2 separate regions of the Homo sapiens genome follow, and region 2 is linked to region 1. A link is an interaction called in ENCODE POLR2A ChIA-PET data of the cell type or tissue named here. Cell type or tissue: CD4-positive, alpha-beta T cell. All regions are shown on one strand. Each heading gives the region's core, and the rest is flanking DNA. Links, peaks and the distances in the headings are about the cores only. Region 1 overlaps KMO (kynurenine 3-monooxygenase). Region 2 overlaps WDR64 (WD repeat domain 64).

The links. ChIA-PET counts read pairs that join two places held together with the same protein. Peaks named below come from ENCODE experiments on the same cell type or tissue, not always from the same donor. Only the 100,000 strongest peaks of a DNase experiment are listed, where the experiment ranks them.
Region 2: POLR2A ChIA-PET joins it to region 1 with 5 read pairs; 3 of 35 experiments call an interaction of 5 or more read pairs at or near these places.

The regions. Positions count from the first base shown.
Region 1 is chr1:241,550,859-241,553,678 of GRCh38, forward strand. It overlaps KMO (kynurenine 3-monooxygenase), which reads left to right. Exons shown (of 15, transcript NM_003679.5): 4 at 97-186. Among named protein-coding and RNA genes, the nearest start is that of KMO, 20 kb to the left of the region's middle. In CD4-positive, alpha-beta T cell, for the core only: no CTCF peak of the experiment used is centred there; DNase peaks (open chromatin) are centred at 1,073 and 1,333; H3K4me3 peaks cover 953 bases; H3K27ac peaks cover 812 bases.
Region 2 is chr1:241,676,248-241,679,067 of GRCh38, forward strand. WDR64 (WD repeat domain 64) reads left to right here. Exons shown (of 28, transcript NM_001367482.1): 5 at 1,940-1,969. It overlaps LOC124904603 (a long non-coding RNA gene), which reads right to left. Exons shown (of 3, transcript XR_007067055.1): 2 at 1,056-1,253. Among named protein-coding and RNA genes, the nearest start is that of WDR64, 25 kb to the left of the region's middle. In CD4-positive, alpha-beta T cell, for the core only: no CTCF peak of the experiment used is centred there; a DNase peak (open chromatin) is centred at 1,124; H3K4me3 peaks cover 850 bases; H3K27ac peaks cover 1,418 bases.

The DNA of each region.
Region 1 (2,820 bases), core at 187-2,686:
AGAATATATGAAATTACATTTAAAAATCAACTTCTATCTTTCTTGCATAATGCCATGTTACTGTCATTGAAGTCAATATTTCTGGTTTCATTTCAGATTGTATCCCAAGGTATTCCCATGAGAGCAAGAATGATCCACTCTCTTTCAGGAAAAAAGTCTGCAATTCCCTATGGGACAAAGTCTCAGGTAGGTTTACCCCGGAGATCATTGTGCATTGATTATAAGGAAGTCAAAGTCTGGAACTTGCCTCTTGTTTGATGGCCCCTCTCTCTCCAGCCCTATCTCTGACATTGCTTGGCTCAGTCTAGACCCCAGGAATACAGATACTAGTTGGCAAGTTTATTCAGAGGAGATGCTCAAAACAAGCCCCAGCCCAGAATAAACATTCAGGAAGAATTAGCTGTTACTGCTCTTATTGTGTCATTTCTTGCCTTTGCGCTGCCCTGCTACCTGGGACAGCCTTTCCTTCTTTTCTCCTTTTCAATTAGGTAGAGAAGATGACTATCTTATTTGTCGTCAAGCATAATGTACAAGAACAATCTAGAAGGTTTCATGATGTTGTTGCCCTTCCCTAACTCACCCTCTTGCTCAAAATTGGGCTTATAATAGAATGTATGGAATGATCCAGAAATGCTTTGAGTACTACATGATTTCTAAAAGAACAGAGGCCAGATGAAGATGGAGAGTTTATGAAAGGAGACTCATTATCCTGCTCTGTGCTTTCCCTATCTTTCACACAGTAACACACAGAACAGGGGGAAATATGTATTTGTATTTTATCTAATTAGACCTTCTGATTCTGTTTCTTGAGAGAGAATGAATGCACCAAACATCCATCGACAACAGAAAAACTCCAACTTCCTTTATTTTTATCCAGCCATGCCTCCTTTTATGAAGTGCAGCGTCTGAGTGAGAATTCATATTCTTCTAAGTCTCTGACCCTCAGCAGAGCTCTCATTGAAACTAGACCTGTGCTTCTCATACTCACCCGGGATCCTGTTAAAATGCAGTCTGATTCATTAGGACTGGGGTGGAGGCGGAGGTTCTACGTTTCTAACGAGCTTCCGGGTGTTTACTTCTTTCACTGAGTTGAGAGTGAAATCAACGTAATCGTCTCACTGTTCACTTGTATTAACAAGGAATGTCCTGAGGAAGGCCAAGTCATCATAGCCGCCCCCGCTTCAGAGACTGAACCAGTAATGTATCCATAGATAAGATACGGTTCAAATATCAGAAAAGCTAAATGAGGAGAGGGACTTGGAGATGACACCATCACCCCACCACCTTGTCTGTGTGTGTGTGAGTGTGAGTGTGTGTGAGAGAGAGAGAGAGAGAGAGAGAAAGAGCGTGCATACATTCCCCAAGAGAGTGAAAGCGTTGGTGTGAGTTCCCTTTTTGCGGCCTTCAATGCATTACAAGGAGGAAACGGCCCCTCCCGCATCATTCCTGCTACTTCTCAATTCTTAAGAACTCAGTTTATGCAAAATTTATAGGGGCCCCACATACTTCAGTTTTTCTTTATCGTCACTTTTATATCTCAGTCAAATATGGCGGCCTCCTTGCCCTTTAAGAACTGCATAAAATTGCTTTACCTGGTCAGTTCCACAGCCTGTGGGAGCACAAAGCCATTCCCATGACTCCGGGATTTCTTCACATCCCCGGGAGCCCACCTTCTCTTGGCCTCCTTTGCCTCTTGGTACCCCACTCCCTCTCACCTGGTATTGGCCGTGTACCATGGTGGTCCGGATTTGAAATATATCTCCTCCACCAATTCCCACAGACAACACTCACTCAAAAGATGCATGGGTCTGCTGAAGACCTACGGGTCATGAAGAGACCTCGTTGTGGATGGCACGGGCGATAATTTAGAAATCTCTAATCTGCAAATTTTGACCTCCAAAATCCTTTCTGACTCCCTTCCCTGGCCTCCCTCCTTCAGCTGTTTTTTCTTTTGAACTTTCTCCAATGTGATGTCCAGATTCTTCTTGTCTTGCTGGGTCCTCCCATCTTCTCCCCAAATTGCCCTGGAAACTGTCAAAATATTCTCTAATATACAGAGCAGGTCAGAGCTCCTCAGTTCTTAATCCTAACCTAACCTCTTATGCTCAAAATAGAGAAATGGCTCCCCCTTAGTAGAAAACATTCTCATTTGAAGGTATTGAGAATAGATAAAATAAACTTTTTTTCTAATATGTCTGAGGTAGTCAGTACTACAACTAATGTCTTACAGATCTCCAAAGGATATATCTAACCTTTTTTAGGTTTTACTATTATCTTTTTGGTTACAGAGGCCACTTTATAGCGCTTGACTTGTTTATTCTTATTTATTCTTCATCAGATCAATCTTGTAGAATTAAATATTGGAGAAGTAAGACTTGATGGGAACGACTCAAATATTTGGTTATGATATAATACTGTCCAAAGATATGGAGTAGACTAGAAAGGGACATTCTGGTGTTCCTGCAGGGATGACAAGTCTATCAGTTCCCAGATGACTGATGTGGAAAGAAAATATTTTCCCCATGTAAATTAATCTTCATAATTTGGGCCAAGCACAGTGGCTGACACCTGTAATCCCAGAACTTTGGGAGGCCAAGGTAGGTGGATTGCTTGAGCCCAGGAGTTCAAAACCAGCCTGGGCAACATGGCAAGACCCTGTTTCTATAAAAAAATTTAAAAATTAGCCGGGCATGGTGGCATGGGCCTGTACTCCCAGCAACTTGGGAGACTTAAGGTGGGAAGATCGCTTGAGCCCGGGAGGTTGAGGCTGCAGTGAGCCATGATCACACCACTACACTCCAGCCTGGGGAACAGCAAGAC
Region 2 (2,820 bases), core at 62-2,561, 130 kb after region 1:
GCGTGTTATTTAATATCTGCATGCCCTGGTTCCTCATCCCGAATCATAGACCTTCTTTCTTGCTGTTTAAGTGAGTTAATACTCATGAAGTGCTTAGCATCATTAGAGTTCCTCAGCAAATATTGGCCATTGCTATAATAAACAAATAATGTGAAAACAAAAATGAATTTGCCTCATTTATATATAAAAACCTTCTTGATCTTTTTCTCTTGGTGCATTATTCCCCTTCTCTTTTGTTACCTTTATTACCTCAAAAACAGAACTAAGATGGTATCTAGAAAATAATAGGAGAAGGAAAATAATTATGTGCATACTAAAACATTCAGAATGATGTGAAATAAGTCAGGCGGCATTATCACATTTCCAGAGATGCTTTACAAACATGCACATACACACAAAAGCTTACAGATGGGCACGTGTATACTCACAAACGTGCAAACACATATGTTTTTTATAAGATAATGTAACTGGAGGAAAAAATGGCTAAAAAATTAATGGTTTTTTTTTTTTTTTTTTGTAGAAACAGGGTCTCGCTGTGTTGTCCAGACTAGTCTTGAACTCATGGTCTCAAGCCATCCTCCCACCTCATGGCCTCCCAAATTGCTGGGATTACAGGAGTGAGCCATGCCCAGCCCAAAATTAATTATTTTAAGATTTAATACAGCAGGAATAATATTGTTTTGATTGTTGCAAGCCTTACAAATATGACACATCATGTGAAAAAAGTTAAGCTGGAAGTGTAGGTCACAGGAGTAATTTATTCAAAGGTAGCCATTAACAACTCAAAATATCTTGGATTAATTCATAATTTAGGCTCTATCTGAAGTACAATAAATATAGTTCAGGATTTTCTTGGTGATATAAACATTAAATGCTATTAATAAAAGTAAATTTTTAGTATCTTACCAAAGTAAGAAATTAAAAATTCAAAATATATCTGTAAGGATTATGAAACTTTTAAAGAAGCTGAGAGGACTTTAAACAGGTGACTTCCATTAAAGATATATATAGAGAAAGAGAAACAGAAACCACAGGTGTTCTGTTCTGCTACTCACCGGTTTTCTTACAGCGATGTATTTTTTCCACCTAGAAGTCAGTCCCGGGTTAGAAAAGCCTTTTTGAACTCTTCAGATGAAAGACAGTCTGTGGGTAGCCATGACTAACAGCTTTAGTGATCTCTCTGATCTACTTTCTCTATTTCACATAATCCGTTTCTTCTGGGCCGCTGTTTCCTAGATACTTCTCAAGGCCATCTGAGCATGTAAAAGAAACAAGGTCAGTGAAATACTTCAACTACTTGCCTTCATCTTGGGAGCAATTTCCATGCCACAAGAGTATGAAAGGCTGCTCATATATACAGTAGCTCTCTGCATGGGATAAATCTGTGGTTCTTAACTGGTATAGTACCCAATGCATGATATTCACTCAATAGGTGCTTACTGAATAAAAGAGGAGGCCCACTGGGTAAAATGTTCTTTTAAGTCTCAACTTGGAGAGATAACTTTAAACAAAACAATGGTAGTTTTTCTCCATCACTCTATTAAATATTGATCTATTTAGCATTCATGTAACTACTCTTGCCATTGCTGTTAGATTATTTTGCATTCCTATTTTTTTGGCATCAAATGTTGCTCCAAACAACTAAAAAAAATATGATGTAGTTTGCATAAAGAAGGAAGACAATGATTAGTGAAGTGTTAACAGCACAGTCACCAGGTTTAACAATGAGCCACAGAGGTATAAGCCTTGCTCACAGCAAACAGTGTGCATTATTCCACAGAGCTAGATGTTTCAGAAGGAGAAACAGGGAGGAGACTTATGGAAGGCAGAATGACAACTGAGATTAAACCAAGAAGATACTGTGTTGTTTTAGAGTCAGCATTCTCATCTTTAATGGTAGTGCCAACTAGGTTTCATTATTCTCTTCCTTTGTTCATAGATGAGAGTTCAGACCAGCACCAATGTTACAGTAAGTACACTTTAAAAATTCCTAATTAAGTCAAAGTTAGGGCTATGATGATGTTTCCTTCACAATTAATTAAAATCTCAATGAAGTACTGAATAGGCTCTGGGTATATGTTTCATATATTATAAATTTATGTTTACTGACTAGGATCAAACCTAAGCCTTGAGCAACAGCAAAGAGGACCCAGGTCTTGCTTTCCGGAGTTAAACTGACTGCAGAGAATTGCTTGGAAACTGGTTACTCCTTGGAAGCTTCAATTTAAAAGCTTCTGAGTTTTTCTGAGCATCTGCTGTTGGAGAATGTAAAGAATGGACACAACCTAAGTTGTAAGAATAAGGAGGTGGCCCATGGAAATAGTTAGAAAATATTTTTATTTTAAAGTTGAAAATAACATTAAAAGTTTGAGTACAATTTTGTGATTTATTTAATCCACATCATTAATCGGAATAGTAATTGCAGCAGATGTTGTAAAGCTACAGTGACTTGCTTGCAGAATCTCATTATGGATTTACGAGAGCTGGGAGAATGCTGGACTTTTTCATTGCTTGCATGCACTGAATACCCTGAACTACAAAGAAGGGTGCCATGCTGCCTGGCAAAGGAGTCTGGATTCTCTGTAAACTTCTGAACCTCCATTTCTTAAACTGAAAAAAAAAAAAAAAAAAAAAAAAAAAGCCAACACTGGAATTTCTAACAGGTTTTACAGAAAGTTAGAGGCCATGCCTGAAATGCATGCAGCAGTCATAAATGGAAGCTTCTGTTTCTGTTCAGGAGTGTGTTGTTGATATTACAAATCCTAGCCATGCCAGCTTGGTGTCTTTAGGTAGGACACAAGAAATTCTCCTTGGGCTCCA